Linked DNA regions of Homo sapiens: region 2 is linked to region 1. Evidence: read pairs that join two places in POLR2A ChIA-PET (ENCODE). Cell type or tissue: CD4-positive, alpha-beta T cell. All regions are shown on one strand.

Region 1 (8,000 bases):
GTGGGCATGTGAAGGCAGGCTGTGTTAGTGTCTCCAGTGCCCAAAGGATCCAGAATACCAGCCTTGGACTAGTCACCTAATCTTCTCAAAGCCTCAGTTTATAAGTGTAAATGGAGATAACCCAAGATACCTTAGATTAGATGTTAGAATTAAATGAATGCATTAGTTTGGTCTACAACAAACAAAAAGCTGACATTCATAAAGACAAGCTACGATGAGGGAGAGGTACCTGAGATGGAGCTGGAAAGAGGAAGTTACCTGACTCTAGGCTAAAAACCCCCTTCAAGACCTTGGTCAGGGTTTGTTGCTCCACTGAAGAACTTTCATGTTGAACTGTACCAGAATAGGACTAACTTTATTTCTTAACTTCTTAAGTCTTATAGATTTATGTGCTGCAAAATGGGTAAGAATCTTACTCCTGGCTTTGTGGCTTACTGGCTGTGTTATCTTCTCCGAGACAGTTTCCCAATCTATAAAACTGAGTAAATCTCTACTTATTTCACTGAGCTTATTAAACATTAGTTCCTTCCCTTTGAGGCAACAGTGTTTCTGAAACTGAAGACCAATATAAAATTTATAACAAAGTTTATAACATAAAACCCCCTAAATTTTTTTCACTGAAAGATGAAGCTCCAGCTACTAAGAAAGGCCTATCAGTCTTATTACTCAATAGGGAAACCTGGAAACCAGAGTGCTTAAGGGAAAGGAACATTATTGAAAGTGGAAAAGAATCTGTTCTGATATTCATGGAGCCCTTTAGGCTCCAAACACTGTTATCTGTTTTTTGTTTGTTTATTTGTTTGTTTTTGAGAGGGAGTCTAGCTTGTTGCCCAGGCTGGCATGATCTCGGCTCACTGCAACCTCCGCCTCCCGGGTTCAAGCAATTCTCCCTTCTCAGCCTCCCAAGTAGCTGGGATTACAGGAGCACGCCACCATACCCAGCTAATTTTTGTATTTTTAGTAGAGACAGGGTTTCACCTTATTGGTCAGGTTGGTGTCGTCCTCCTGACCTCAGGTGATCCACCCGCCTCGGCCTATGGGATTATAGGCCTGAGCCACCTTGCCCAGCCCAAATGCTGTTATCTTATTTAGTCCCCAAATATCTTGATAACACAGCCCCACCCCTTCTTTCTAGAGGTCAGAAAAGGAAGGCTCAGAAAGGAAGAAAAACATTATTGTGGACTGTGCTAGATGCTTTCCATATGTGTTGTTGTGTCTGACATTTAAGTGACTTCCAATACCAGATCTGATTCTACAGTCATTGCCTTGAAGCTCAAGTGAATAATTTCTGCTTCCTTAGAATCTCAGATCTTTAAAAATCCAATTCCAGGCCAGGCGCGGTGGCTCATGCCTGTAATCCCAGCACTTTGGGAGGCCGAGACGGGCAGATCACCAGAGGTCAGGAGTTCGAGACCAGCTTGGCCAACATGGTGAAACCCTGTCTCTACTAAAAATACAAAAATTAGCTAGGTGTGGTGGTGGATGCCTGTAATCCCAGCTACTCAGGAGGCTGAGGCAGGAAAATTGCTTTAACCCGGGAGGCAGAGGTTGCAGTGAGCCGAGATCTGGCCACTGCACTCCAGCATGGGAGACAAGAGTGAAATTTCTTCTCAGAAAAAAAAAAAAAAAAAAAAAAATTCAATTCCAGATTCTCATTTTGCTTGCCCCACACACAATAATTAGAGTTATCAATTCACTCTGGACTCCTTCAGTTTCGTTCAGAAAAAGGATTTCAAAGTGGCCGGGCATGGTGGCTCACGCTTGTAATCTCAGCACTTTGGAAGGCGAGGCGGGAGGATCACGAGGTCAGGAGATCAAGACCATCCTGGCTAACACGGTGAAACCCCGTCTCCACTAAAAATACAAAAAAATACAAAAAAAATTATCCAGGCGTGGTGGCGGGCACCTGTAGTCCCAACTACTCGGGAGGCTGAGGCAGGAGAATGGCGTGAACCCGGGAAGGTGGTAGTTGCAGTGAGCCGAGATCGCGCCAATGCACTCCAGCCTGGGCAACAGAGCCAGACTCCGTCTCAAAAAAAAAAAAAAGATTTCATAATGGGCCCACATGCAAAAACAAAAAGCAAAACAAAACAAAATAAACAAACAGAAAACCCAAACACATTTACAACTTTGCCTAGGGTTAAAAGCTTTTTTCCCCTTTTCTCCCTGCCCAACCACTAGAGGGCCAGGTCATTTAAAAAAAAAAACAAAACAAAAAAACAGGCTGGACGCAGTGGCTCACACCTGTAATCCCAGCACTTTGGGAGGCCGAGGCAGGCGAATCACTTGAGGTCAGGGGTTCGAGACCAGCCTGGCCAACATGACGAAACCCTGTCTCTACCAAAAACACACAAAAATCAGCCGGGCGTGGTGGTGGGTGCCTGTAATCCCAGCTACTCGGGAGGCTGAGGCAGGAGAATCGCTTGAACCCGGGAGGCAGGAGGTTGCAGTGAGCCGAGATCGCGTCACTGCACTCCAGCCTGGGCGACAGAGCAAGACTCTATCAACAACAACAACAAACAGCAGTTACAAACTAGGCTTGGGAGTGTTCACCCTGGCTTAGCCACTGCATGACCTTGGGTAAGTTACTTTACCTCTCTAAAGCTCAGCTTCCACATCTGTAAAATGGCAATGGTAGCATCTATTTCCTTAGGTTGTACAAATTAAGTAAAACAAGACATGTAAAGCAATCAGAACAATGCCCGTACGTAGAAAGAGCTTAGCAAATTTCACAATTTTTACTGCTTTAGAGGAATTACCACTGTTGGTTCTGTCTCTAAATCCAAAGACTTCGCCATGGTATTCTCTCTGAACAGAGGCCTTGCCAGCCGGAGTCCCCTCAGAAAGATCAACAGGTCGCTCCTTTTCTCCTTACCAGGGCCAGCCCAGAAACCTAAAGTCCTCAACCTAAAGATGGCCAAGAGGACTTGGCCTTTGGTGTTCTACCATCACAAGCGATGCCACTCTGAGCCCAACCGAACCACACTATTTCCGCCTTGATTCCGTTCTCCCGGCCTTCAGCGGCGCAAGCTGCCCTCGGCCTGGCTGCCCATGCTTACCGGCCTAGTGCTGGCTCGCCTGACGTCCCCTCACTAGAGGACTCCACCTCGCTACGTAGGTAGGACTTCCCTGAGTTCAGGGGAGCCACTGAATCTAGTCAAGACACGCGTTGGCCAAACACAACCCAGGAGAAAGCTACCTTAGCGCCGCCCAGGCCTGCCGCCGGGAGCCCGTCCCCCAGCCCCAGTCTGGGCGCAGGACAGAGAGTAGGCCCCTTTCTACCTCCCAGGAACACGTGGGCTCCTGCCCGAGGCCACCATGTGGGGGGCTCCAGGCGTGCCAAGGTGTCCCCGAAACCAGCACCAAAGGACTGCTTCCAGCACGGGCCCTAGCTCGGCCCAAAACTGGCAAGAGGGGCACTCCCGGCCTGACTTTTCCCCTCAGACCTAGCTAGAGGGGATGCAGACATCTTCCGCAGACCGGAGACAGGCTCTCGCCAAATCCCAGGCCCCGACACTCCCTGAGCCCAAGAACCCTACTGCGTGGTTTCCTCACTCACCCATCGCGGGTCCGCTCGCTCACTCTTGGCGGCGGAGGCAACGGCGGCAGCTTCAGCGGCAGCTTTCAGTAGACAATATGGCGGATCTGTAGGACGGCAGCCCGAAAGGGACAAACCAGTTAACTCCAGGACGAAACGCTTTATTGGCCCAATCGCCTATCATTACACCGAAAGTGCGCACTTAAAGAGACCGCAGCTACTAAAGGTGGGGAGTGGAAATGAAATAGGAAAGGAGTGGTTGGGAGGAGACTGGAAGGGATACCTAAGAAAGTTAAGTGTGTCTAGGAGTTCCCAGCTGTTTCTGCTACTATTTCTTTTTTATAGTGAGATTTCTTTACCCGGAACTTTTTCTCCCAGAAGCTTATCCCTCCTTTTTTTTTTTTTTTTTTTTTTTTTTTTTTTGAGACGCAGTCTCGCTCTTGTCCCCCCAGGCTGGAGTGCGATGGCGCGATCTCGGCTCACTGCACACTCTGCCTCCCGAGTTCAAGCGATTCTCCTGCCTCGGCCCCCCGAGTAGCTGGGATTACAGGCGCCTGCCACCACGCCTGGCTAATTTTTGTATTTTTACTAGAGACGGTGTTTCAACCATGTTGGCTAGGCTGGTCTTGAACTCCTTACCTCAGGTGATCCGCCCGCCCCCAAAGTGCTGGGATTACAGGCTTGAGCCACCGCTCCGGGCCAGTTTATCCCTTCTTCTAATAGTTGAAACCAATCGGCTGGGCGCTGTGGCTCACGCCTGTAATCCCAGCACTTTGGGTAGGCCGAGGCGGGCGGATCACCTGAGATCAGGAGTTCGAGACCAGCCTGCCCATGGTCTCTACTAAAAATACAAAAATTAGCTGGGTGTGGTGGCGCATGCCTGTAATCTACTTGGGAGGCTGAGGCAGGAGAATTGCTTTAACCCGGGAGGCAGAGGTTGCAGTGAGCCGAGATTGTGCCACTGCATTCCAGCCTGGGAGACAAGAGCAAAACTCCGTCTCTAAAAACAAAAACAGCAATCATAGACCTTGGGCTGAATATGAACAACGAATCATCTAGAGAGGGGAAGTGCCTTGCTCAATGAGGCTATGGAGAGAAGGAAACAAAGAAGTAAGACTAAACTCAGGTTTTCTGATTAGGCCTACGTAGGTAGCCCTAGTTGAGGTTGCAATCTTATTGGGAGATGAGAAATAGAAAAATAGGGCTGGGTGTGGTGGTTCACGCTTGTCTATAATCCTAACACTTTGGGAAGCTGAGGCCAGAGAATCACTTGAGGCCAGGAGCTCAAGACCAGACTGGGCAACACAGTGAGACCCCATCTCCACAAAAAATAAATTAAAAGAAAAAAATTAGCCAGGCATGGTAATGAGCACTTGTACTTGGGCGGCTGAGGCGAGAGGATCACTTGAGTCCGGGAGGTCAAGGCTGCAGTGCCATGACTGTGTCACTATACTCCAGGTTGGGTGATAGAGTGAGACCCTGTCTCTAAAAAAAAAAAAAAGAGAGAGAGAGAGAGAGAAAGAAATGGGCTGGACATGGTGGCTCATTCCTGTAATCCCAGCATTTTAGGAGGCTGAGGCGGCAGATTGCTTGAGCCCAAGAGTTCGAGACCAGCCTGGGCAACATAGCAAGATCCCCCGTCTCTAAAAAAAAAAAAGAAAAACAATGAGACCCATGCAGTATAGTTAACAGAGTGATTTCATAATCATTTCATTTATCCTCACAGCAAGCTCCTTGAAGGCAGGGGTGGGTTCTATATTGTTTACCACCGTATCTCCAGCACCTAGCACAGAATCTGGCACATTGTGTGTGCTCCATAAATAACTATTGAATGAATAAACAAAGGAATGAACAAAAAATTGAGTTACACAGAGCAAGGGACATGATCTCCCCTTTTAGAGATGAGGAAATTGAGGCTTTTATTGTTCATATGCCTTTTCAATCACGGGACGTATGGCTAGTACATATCAGGCCTTTCTTTTTCCATGACATGGCAGCCCTCCTGTCCCCCACCTCGACACACAGAGCCAGGCTATATCTTCAAGACACAGAGGGATCTATCTTCTGGAAGCAGAACAAGGGCCTGTCACAACAAACTGCCAACTTTAGTTGTGCGCCTGGCCCATTTTCTTGAGGCAAAGAAATCAAAAGGAAAACTCTAGGATGAAGGTCAGGAAGGGGCGCACTTTATTTCCCTTCCTACTGCCCCTGCTTAAGGTGAGACCTCATCACTTTGCCCTGTTCTGTTTTGCCTGCCTCCTCTCTGGCCTCCTGCCTCCAGACTCTCCGGCTCCCACCCACTATCTCCTGAAAAGCAGAGACCTATAATCTCAGCTACTGGGAAGGCTGAGGTGGGAGAATTGCTTGAGCCCAGGAGTTCAAGACCAGCCTGGGCAACACAGAGAAACCTGTCTCATTAAAAAAAAAAAAAAAAAAGAAAAAAAAAAAGAAAAAAAAAAGCAGAAACCTTACAGTGTAACTCTTCTGCTTAGCAACTTCCTACTGCCTGCCCTTAGGTAATGCCCAGACATTTTAATCTGGCACAGACTGGTCCTTACCTGCTTCTTGGGACACTCCCCACCAGGCAATGCAGGCTCCAACCATATTTGGAGAACCACTTTTCTTCAAATATGCGCCTGTCTTCTCATGTGCCTTTGCATATGCTGTTCCCTCTGCTTAGAATGCAGTGCCCTCCTTTCCCCACTTAACCATGAGAACTACTCACTTTTTTTTTTTTTTTTTGAGACAGAGTTTTGCTCTTGTTGTCCAGGCTGGAGTGCAATGGCATGATCTTGGCTCATTGCAAACTTCACCTCCCAGGTTCAAGCAACTCTCCTGCCTTAGCCTCCTGACTAGCTGGGATTACAGGCATGCGCCACCACACCCGGCTAATTTTTTGTTGTTGGGTTTTTTTTGGTGTTTTGGTTTTTTTTTTTTTTTTGAGACAGAGTCTAGCTCTGTCGCCCAGGCTGGAGTAAAGGGGCGTGATCTCGGCTCACTGCAACCTCTGCCTCCTGGGTTCAAGCGATTCTCCTGCCTCAGTCTCCCGAGTAGCTGGGATTACAGGTGCCTGCCACCACACCCAGCTAATTTTTGTATTTTTAGTACAGACAGGGTTTCACTGTGTTGGCCAAGCTGGTCTCGAACTCCTGACCTCGTGATCCACCCGCCTCGGCCTCCCAAAGTGCTGGGATTACAAGCATGAGCCATGGCACCCAGCCTAATTTTTGTATTTTTAGTAGAGACGGGATTTTGCCATGTTGGCCAGGCTGGTGTTGAACTCCTGACCTCAGGTGATCCACCCGCCCCAGCCTCCCAAAGTGCTGGGATTACAGGCGTTAGCCACCGCGCCTGACTCTGAGAACTACTCGCTTTCAAGACTGAACTCAGCTATCAGCTCTTTGGGGAAGCCTGTCTTTCCAGATAGGGCACCTGTCCTCTCTGCTACTACAGGAAGAAATGGACACTAATTTTCCTTAGCATTTCACACCCAAATTTGCTCACAATGTGTGTCTCTCTCTCCTTGTCTATGGAAGGAACAGTATCTTCCTTATCTTTGTAACCATCCCAGTGTTCAGCACGGTGTCTGCCTCAGTAGAGGCACCAAAAATATTTGTTGAGGTGTGTGTCTCCCATATAGCATTGTGAGCTCGTCTGCATACCTTATGGCGAAGAAGGGCTCAGGGAACGTGGGCTGAATAGATGAGAATGGCTGAGTGTCCATGTTTCCTCTCCTTTCAGCCTGAACCCTCCATCCTATGCCCATAGGAGGCAGTGACCTACAAGCAGCTGTTTCTACTCTAGCACATGACCCTGCTCATACACCTTTGCTAGCCTAGGACTATTGGTCCTCCCTGATCCAGCCTCTGTTGACTTTTCCCATTCCACTTTTTTTTTAAATCATTCCTGCTCTAAGATCCACATTCTGTTTACCTTCCCCGAAACACACCAGGATGTTCCAAATCTATGTGCTACTGCATGTGCACTATTACATTTGCCTGCTTCTCTAACTGAAACACCCTTTTCCTCTCTTGTTCACCTAGGAAGTGGCTAATACAATTCAGACTATCCCCTCCTCCAAAAAGCCCAGAGAACATTAAGCATTCTCTCCCCTCTGCTCTGTTGTACCTTGTAACTGTTGGGCTCATCCCAGTGTAGTATTACTTGCTTGTTCCAGTGTCTTGGCATCCTCACCATCTACCATAATACCCAGCAAGGAGGGTCCCAGTGACTGCATGCTGAGATAATCAAGAAATCACATTCTGCCAGGATAGTAGTGTCATCTTTCAGAGGTTTTTTATTTTTATTTTTGAGACAGAGTTCTGCTCTTGTTGCCCAGGCTGGATCTTGGCTCAGTCTTGGCACTGCAAGATTGCAGTGGTGGGATCTTGGCTCACTGCAACCTCTGCCTCCTGGGTTCAAGCAATTCTCCTGCCTCAGCCTCCCGAGTAGCTGGGATTAT
Region 2 (8,000 bases), 540 kb before region 1:
GCAGAAGAAAAATCAGGAAAAGCTCTGGAGAAGTGAGGTCTAAAGATATCAATAGGAATTCTTCTGCACAGATGTCACAGGCAAAGCTCTGAGAGCTTCTACATTACACTGAAAAGAAATGAAGAGAGATATGAACAGAAAATTGGAATTACCTGTATGTAGAAGGTTAGACAAGAACCAGAAAAAGAATGAAGGAGAGGACAGTGTTACAGAACTACAACCGTGGTTTTTCTTTCTTTTTAAAGGGGGGAAACGGATCTGGGTAAACACCAGAAAAAGAACACACACAAAAGTAAACACTGCATCAGGGCTGCTTGCTTGTAAGTAATCCTCATCTTAAAAAACAAAAACAGGGCCAGGCACGGTGGCTCATGTCTGTAATCCCAGCACTTTGGGAGGTCAAAGTGGGAGGATCACTGGAGCCCAGAAGTTAAAGAACAGTCTGGACAACATAGCAAAAAAATTTTTCAAAAATTAGCCAGGTATGGTAGCGTGTGCCTGTAGCCCCAACTATTCCAGAGGCTGAGGCAGGAGGATTCCTTGGCCCAGGAGGTCAAGGCTGCAGGGAACTCTGATCGTGCCACTGCAACACAGTCTGGGCAACAAAGCAAGATCCTGTCTCAAAAACAATTTTCAGCCAGGTGCACTAGCTCACGCCTGTAATCCCAGCACTTTGGGAGGCCGAAGCGGGTGGATTACCTGAGGTCAGGAGTTCAAGACCAGCCTGGACAACATGGTGAAACCCCATCTCTACTAAAAATACAAAAAATTAGCTGGGCGTGGTGGCGGGTGCCTGTAATCCCAGCTACTTGGGAGGCTGGGGCAGGAGAATCGATTGAACCCAGGAGGCGGAGGTTGCAGTGAGCTCAGATCATGCCACTGCACTCCAGTATGAGTAACAAGAGTGAAACTCCGTCCTCCGTCTCAAAACAACAACAACAACAAAAAACAATTCTCACATTATTTATCTAGATTTGCTAATGCAGAAAACTACTAAGATGACAGTACAGATTTCAGCCTTGGGGAATTAAGTCTTTAATTCTTGCTTTCGAAACCTAGCTAGTCATTCTATTATATTACTTGGGAAGTTTCTGAAAAGTAGGGGTTCTAGAATGTTTAGTAGGTATGGGATGGCCAATATTTGTGATCCACTAGTCCAATAAGCACAATTTAGCATATGACTATAGTAAATGTGGAATCACCATTCCAGTACACTTCTCATTAAGTACTCTGCCACAAGTTCTTTTTCTTTGAGACAGGGTGGCAATCCCTAGCTCAGGCTGGAGTGCAGTAGCAGGATCACAGCTCAATGCAGCCTTGACCTCCCAAGGCTCAGGTGATCCTCCTGCCTCAGCCCCCACTGAGGAGCTGGGACTAACAGGTACGCACCACCATGCCCGGATAATATTTGTAATTTTAGTAGAGACGGGCTTTTCACCATGTTGCCCAGGCTGGTCTGGAACTCCTGGCCTCAAGCAATCTGCCTGCCTCAGCCTCCCAAAGTGCTGGGATTACACGTGTGAGCCACCATGACCAGCCCATAAGTTCCTAAATGGTTTGAATTACCACTGAAAACTCTTGACAGAAATGATTCCAATTATCCTGAATTCCCCAAGCAATTCTGATGATCAATTGCATGTGGGAACTCCTGGTCATGATAAAGAAGCTTCTAGGCCGGGCGCGGTGGCTCACGCCTGTAATCCCAGCACTTTGGAAGGCCGAGGCGGGTGGATCATGAGGTCAGGAGATTGAGACCATCCTGGCTAACACGGTGAAACCCCGGCTCTACTAAAAATACAAAAAATTAGCCAGGGGTAGTGGCCGGCACCTGTAGTCCCAGCTACTTGGGAAGCTGAGGCAGGAAAATGGCGTGAACCCGGGAGGCGGAGCTTGCAGTCAGCGGAGATCACGTGACTGCACTCCAGCCTGGGCAAGAGAGGAGACTCCGTCTCAAAAAAAAAAACAAAAACAAAAAAAAAAAAAAAAAAAAAACCAGAAAACAAAAAACACACAAAGCAGCTTCTAACTCCCAATTTCTAGGTTTTTACTATGGTTTTGTGTAACATCCCTAGGACACATTTCCCTATTTTTCCTTATGCCACTGTAAAGGTAGCAGCCTCATTCTTAAGTTACTAGTATAATTTCTGCCAAATTTCTATCATTTGTTGAGCTACATCATAGTCTAATAACATTTTGCAATTATCTTAACTTTTAAAGATCCAAGTTTTGAAGGAATTTACTTAGCATACAATCGCTTTTGAATGTAATTCAGAAAACTTACTTTTGTACCAGAAAATCCATTATTCCAAATGGCACAATGGTCTTGTTAAAACTATGTTAATATCATCTAAATTTACCCTCCTCTTTGTTTTTTGCATTGTCATTTCTTCCTAAGAAATGAGGCAAATTGAGGCAAATTTTCCTTCCTCTGATAATTTTATCTGTACCACTTTTATGCTAATTATAACTAATTTGGATCCCCGATATGTAGCACCAAATACAGCCCCAATAAATGCAAGCTATTTTATCCCCTCTACTAGAGATAAGCTACCTACACGTAAGAAACATAGGATTAATCTTTTAGCCCTCACTATGCCCAAACCCCTTATAAGAAAGCCATTCCACCTTCAGGTGTTTTCTAGGTACCCTAATTATCTCTCTACAACTGCTGTCACCATATATAACTATAATTATTAGTTTATATCTGCCACTTCAACTAGACAATGTGCTCCTTGAAGGCAGGTACCATGACATACTACGAGAATTCAAATTAAGTTTTGTTGAGGCCAGGTGCAGTGGCTCACGCCTGTAATCCCGGCACTTTGGGAGGCAGAGGCGGGCGGATCACCAGAGGTCAGGGGGTTGGAGACCAGCCTGTCCCACATGGTAAAACCCCGTCTCTACTAAAAATACAAAAAAATTTAGCCAGGCGTGGTGGCAGGTGCCTGTAATCCCAGCTACTTGGGAGGGCTTAGGCAGGAGAATCGCTCGAATCTGGGAGGCAGAGGTTGCAGTGAGTCGAGCTCGCGCCACTGCACTCCAGCCTGGACAACAGAGTGAGACACCGTCTCAAAAAGAAAAACAAAAAATTTTTGTTGTAAGGACTAGACTCATTGTAATACTTTTTTCTTTTTTTGTGTGGGGGGCAGTAGAGACGAGGGTATTCCCAGGGCTGGTCTCCAACTCCTGGCCTCAAGTAAGTCTCCTGCCTGGGCCTCCCAAAGTGCTCGGATTCCAAGTGTGAGCCACTGCTCCTGGCCATAATACTTTTTGAAAGTTGACAAGTTTTGTACTATTATTTGGTACAGCCACTATTATTACAGGTATTATCATCAGCTACAGCTATTTAATTCAGTATTGAGAAAAAAACGCCAATATGTTTTCTCTTGTCAGGTAAGTTACAAAATCATTTTGTTATTTTGCCTTACTTTGTGGCCTAGAAAAAATGTCACCAAGAGGTTTTGATCACATGCCTTCTCCGGGTGACTGAAGAGCGGAAAAAAGAAAATCAATATGAGAAATCTACACTGAAAATACATCAAAATAACGTTCGGGAGAGTCATGTCACCTGGTTACATCTGGAAGCCACTGGGCAGTTAGGCTGGGCCACTCCAGAGCATGGGTCATCACCAAATCATAAAGAAAAGGGGTGTTCTTTTTCCATATTTTGTATTCCTCGTTGATCACTCGTTCTTCCACTGCGTCGTCGAAGGCTGCTAAAATTTTTAAAAACAAATTTAAGTTAGCAAACAAACGGAAACCGAGTAATCCTCTGCAAAGCCACCTGCATGACTCCTACAGCCTAACCATGAAATGGAGGTGATTTGTCTAAATCCCCACGGCAGAGGCATCCACACTCTCCACTTTCGCGGCGCCGAAACTCCTCGGGCCATCCCCGCCAAACACTCCGTTACCCGTTCCAGGCCAAGGGGCCAGCCAGGCCTTCGGAGCACGCTCGTGCGCGCCGAAACTCACAAGCCCGACGAGGAGGCCCGAGCTCCGAGCCTTGTGGGTAGGAAGCGGTGTCCCCACGCTCGGGACAGAGGCCGAGAAACCGATATCGGAGGCAGGAAGAGAAACAAACACTGGCCGGGGGCCCCACCGCTGGCTTCGCCAGCTGCGACCGAAATCGGTCCCAGGGAACTGGCGAGCCGTTAGCACGCCCCGCGGGGAGTTCCCTCTTCACGCCTTCAGTACCGGGGACTGCACTCGGCAAACTCGGGCCTGCCCTCACTGTTAGGCCATGTCGAGGCCGCGGCTCAGCCCAGGCACCCACTGCCCTCCTGGGTCGGCCCCGGCACCCTCACCTTCCTTGTCGGCCATGGCGGGCAGGCGAGCCGGGGGAATCCTGGGGTCGAGCGTTGCGGGAGGGGCGGGGAGGCTGCAAGAGCTCGCTCTGTGCGCGCGGCCTCTATTGTTTCCTGCGCCCCCAGCGCGAGGGCTGACTCGCGCACCTTCGCGCCAACATCAGCCAATGGGAGCGCTCCTAATGGCGGGATGGGCGGGGAAGCCGCGTTCGCGACCAATCCAGACGCGCGGAGTAGCTTTCCGCGGGGACCGAGGCGCGCGCTCCGCCCCTCCCCCCACGCCTCCCCGAGCCGACTTCCAGCGATTGCGCGCGCCGGCGTTGACGGGACTGCGCCCGGTCAGGGTCACGTGAGAGAGGTTTGGTCCGCACACTCCCGCGGCAAGAGGGCAGCCATTTTCTTGAAGGCTATTAAGCTTACGACCCTTTCAGAGTACTGAGATGAAAAATCTAGAATGCCTTCGGGTCTAGTTATCAATTTTGGGGGTGAAGCGGGGGAAAGAACCTCGCCAGTCAGACCCAGACGGGTTTCATTCAAGGTGCCCTTCAACGTTTTTCCTTAGTCTTTGGAAAGAACTAGTAATGAAGGAATCGCAGAAGATGGGGTTTTGGCTTTTTAAATATGCGATCCAAGCGGCAGGGTAGGGACTAAAGTAGGTCAACAGCCAACTCCGAGAAAGGAGTGTGGTCCTTTAAGGGTGTGCGCCAAGGGGCGGAGTCTAGAGCGGAAGTAGTAACTCCGGGCCGAAGTCCGGTGGATGAAGGGCGGAAGTAGAGTGTCTAATCCTGCAGTCATGGCGCAGGAAGAGGAAGATGTTAGAGATTACAATTTGACTGAAGAACAGAAGGCGATCAAGGCCAAGTATCCGCCAGTCAATAGGAAGTACGAGTGTGAGTAGGTGGCTTACTTCTCTCTTTACATGTAAGCACACAGGCATCCCCTCTCCTTACCCGCGGCTTCCTGCTGCTCTTTCTACTGTGCCCCATGGGTACTTCAGGCATGATCCCATTTGTGCCGGCTGTTGTAGTCGCGTTCGTACTTCTCCTGGGGATGCTGAAGGAAAAAGCCACCTGGTTTAATAGTCGCGAAACCTGGCCTCCCTCATTTACAGTCTCTTGAACTTCTTCCACATGTGCCTAATCACATTTATCTTCGTAAATTCTAAAGATAACCATATTTTCAGGCGTTTGCAGGGTTGTTACCCCCATGTATTTCCCAACGGTGAGATTAGAGTGTGCGAGGTTAGAGGACTCGGAAAGCTAATTAGGGGATTTCTAACTTGATGTTTCACCTCGATCATATTAGCAAAAAACCTGGTTTTGCCATTTATGATTGTGATTTTTAAAAATGATTATTTTAGGCCGGGCTCGGTGGCTGAGGCCTGTGATCCCAGCACTTTGGGAGGCCGAGGCGGGCGGATCACCTGAGGTCGGAAGTTCGAGATCAGCCTGACCAACATGGAAAAACCCCGTCTCTACTAAAAATACAAAATTAGCTGGGCGTGGTGGAGCATGTCTGTAATCCCAGCTACTCGGGAGACTGAGGCAGGAGAATCGCTTGAACCCGGGAGGCGGAGGTTGCGGTGAGCCGAGATCGCCCCATTGCACTCCAGCCTGGGCAACGAGCGAAACTCTGTCTCAAAAAAAAAAAAAAATGTGTGTGTGTGTGTGTGTGTGTGTGTGTGTGTGTTTTTAGAGATGGGGTCTCGCTCTGTCGTCCAGGCTGGAGTGCAATGGAGCGATCATAGCCCGCGCTGCAGTGCCCAGCTGGTTTTGCCATTTATTCGCTTAGTGACTTTAGGCAAATCACATAACCTATCTTTGTCTCTTAAATTCTATATTAAACGTTAAGCTGTCATCCCTAAAGGTAGCTGTGGTTTGGGGAGCACAAATCTGACTTTTATTTATCTGCTTAAAATCTTTCATTAATTTCTCATTGTCCTCTCTGTAAAATCTACTTATTTACCATAGTATTCTAGGCAATGTGCTTTCTGGAGCTGGCATACCTCCTAGCATATCCCCTTCTCTCACTTAAAAACAATTTTAAAATATTATAGGCCGTTTGCGGTGGCTCACACTTATAATCCCAGCACTTTGCGAGACTGACGTGGGTGGATCACCTGAGGTCAGGAGTTCCAGACCAGCCTGGCCAACATGGTGAAACCCCGTCTCTACTAAAAATACAAAAATTAGCTGCGCATGATGGTGGGCGCCTGTAATCCCAGCTACTCGGGAGGCTGAGGCAGGAGAATTGCTTGAACCCAGGAGGGTGGAGGCTGCAGTGAGCCGAGATCACACCACTGCACTCCAGCCTGGGCAACAGAGTGAGACTGTCTCAAAAAAAAAAAAAAAAAAAAAAAGGCCTGGTGCTGTGGCTCACGCCTGTAATCCCAGCACTTTGGGAGGTTGAGGCGGGTGGATCACCTGAGGTCAGGAGCTTGAGATCAGCCTGGCCTGGCCAACATGGTGAAACCCCATCTCTACTAAAAATACAAAAATTAGCTAGGCATGGTGGTGGGTGCCTGTAATCCCAGCTGCTTGGGCGGCTGAGGCAGGAGAATCGCTTGAACCTGGGAGGCGGAGGTTGCAGTGAGCCGAGATTGCACCACTGCACTCCAGCCTGGGCGACAGAGCCAGACTCCATCTCAAAAAAAAATTATTTTTAATAGGTCATATATATTGATTTGAAATTCAGAAAGTGTAACATAGGCAGTGAAAAGTAACTCTGGCAGCCCCCATCCTCAACTACCTAGTCCCCCTCTGTAGAGCAGTCATCGTTACCTTTTTCTTACATGTACATACCTAGATGTTCTAGCATTTGCTTTAACCAATTTTCAGTTGATGGACGTTTAGGCTATTTCTACTCTTGTGGTATTAGAAACAGTGCAGCAGTGAATACACTTGTACATCCACTGTTTTGTACATGTGCAAGTGAATCTGTAGAATCAAGTTCTCCAAGTTTTTTTTGTTTCCATTGCTAAGACTCCTACATTTTTTAAAAGGATATTTTAACTTGGACAGTTATTGCCAAATTGCTCTCTATAGGAGTTGTACCAATTTATACTTTCACTAGTATTGTGTGAATGTGCCTCTTTCCTCCCACTTCTACTAATTGTTACCATACTTTTTTATCTTTTCTAATTTGTAAAGTATACTTACTGTATTTTTCTTATTGTAAGTGAAGTTGAACATATTATACTGTTTTGGAAGCTATTTGTATTTCCCATTCTGGGGTGTGTATGTTAATATTCTTAGCCCTTTTTTCTCTTGGGTTATTTTTTTTTTGTCTTGGGTTGTTGGTTTTTCTTACTAGGCAGAAAGTGTTTTTATGCAATGCAGTTCATTAACCAGCGGTCCCCAACCTTTTTGGCACTAGGGACTGGTTTCACGGAAGTCAGTTTTTCCACCAACGGGGGTTGTAGGGGAGGATGGTTTCAGGATGATTCAAGCGCATTACATTTATTGTGCATTTTATTTCTATTATTATTACGTTGTAATATATAATGAAATAATTATACAACTCACTGTAATATAGAATCAGTGGGAGCCCTGAACTTGTTTTCTTGTAACTAGATGGTCCCATCTGGGGATGACAGATCATCAGGCTTTAGATTCTCATAAGGAGCACACAGCCTAGATCCCTCAATGTGCAGTTCACAATAGTGTTCAAGCTCCTATGAGAATCTAATGCTGT

The links. ChIA-PET counts read pairs that join two places held together with the same protein. Peaks named below come from ENCODE experiments on the same cell type or tissue, not always from the same donor. Only the 100,000 strongest peaks of a DNase experiment are listed, where the experiment ranks them.
Region 2: POLR2A ChIA-PET joins it to region 1 with 14 read pairs; 5 of 35 experiments call an interaction of 5 or more read pairs at or near these places.

Annotation. Positions count from the first base shown.
Region 1 is chr1:32,103,694-32,111,693 of GRCh38, reverse strand. It overlaps KPNA6 (karyopherin subunit alpha 6), which reads right to left and starts at 3,638. Exons shown (of 14, transcript NM_012316.5): 1 at 3,560-3,638. The coding sequence starts at 3,563. RefSeq lists enhancers at 2,908-3,425, 3,383-3,812, 3,426-3,944. In CD4-positive, alpha-beta T cell, CTCF peaks have their summits at 1,981 and 2,205 (motif pointing right); DNase peaks (open chromatin) are centred at 2,173, 2,563, 3,173 and 3,663; H3K4me3 peaks cover 2,428 bases; H3K27ac peaks cover 1,797 bases.
Region 2 is chr1:32,647,630-32,655,629 of GRCh38, reverse strand. It overlaps ZBTB8OS (zinc finger and BTB domain containing 8 opposite strand), which reads left to right and starts at 5,080. Exons shown (of 7, transcript NM_178547.5): 1 at 5,080-5,197. The coding sequence starts at 5,101. RBBP4 (RB binding protein 4, chromatin remodeling factor) reads right to left here and starts at 4,422. Exons shown (of 12, transcript NM_005610.3): 1 at 4,308-4,422; 2 at 3,569-3,716. The coding sequence starts at 4,323. RefSeq lists enhancers at 3,774-3,873, 4,034-4,622, 4,623-5,210, 6,344-6,483 and silencers at 4,174-4,743, 8,000. In CD4-positive, alpha-beta T cell, no CTCF peak of the experiment used is centred here; DNase peaks (open chromatin) are centred at 4,549 and 5,039; H3K4me3 peaks cover 3,029 bases; H3K27ac peaks cover 2,496 bases.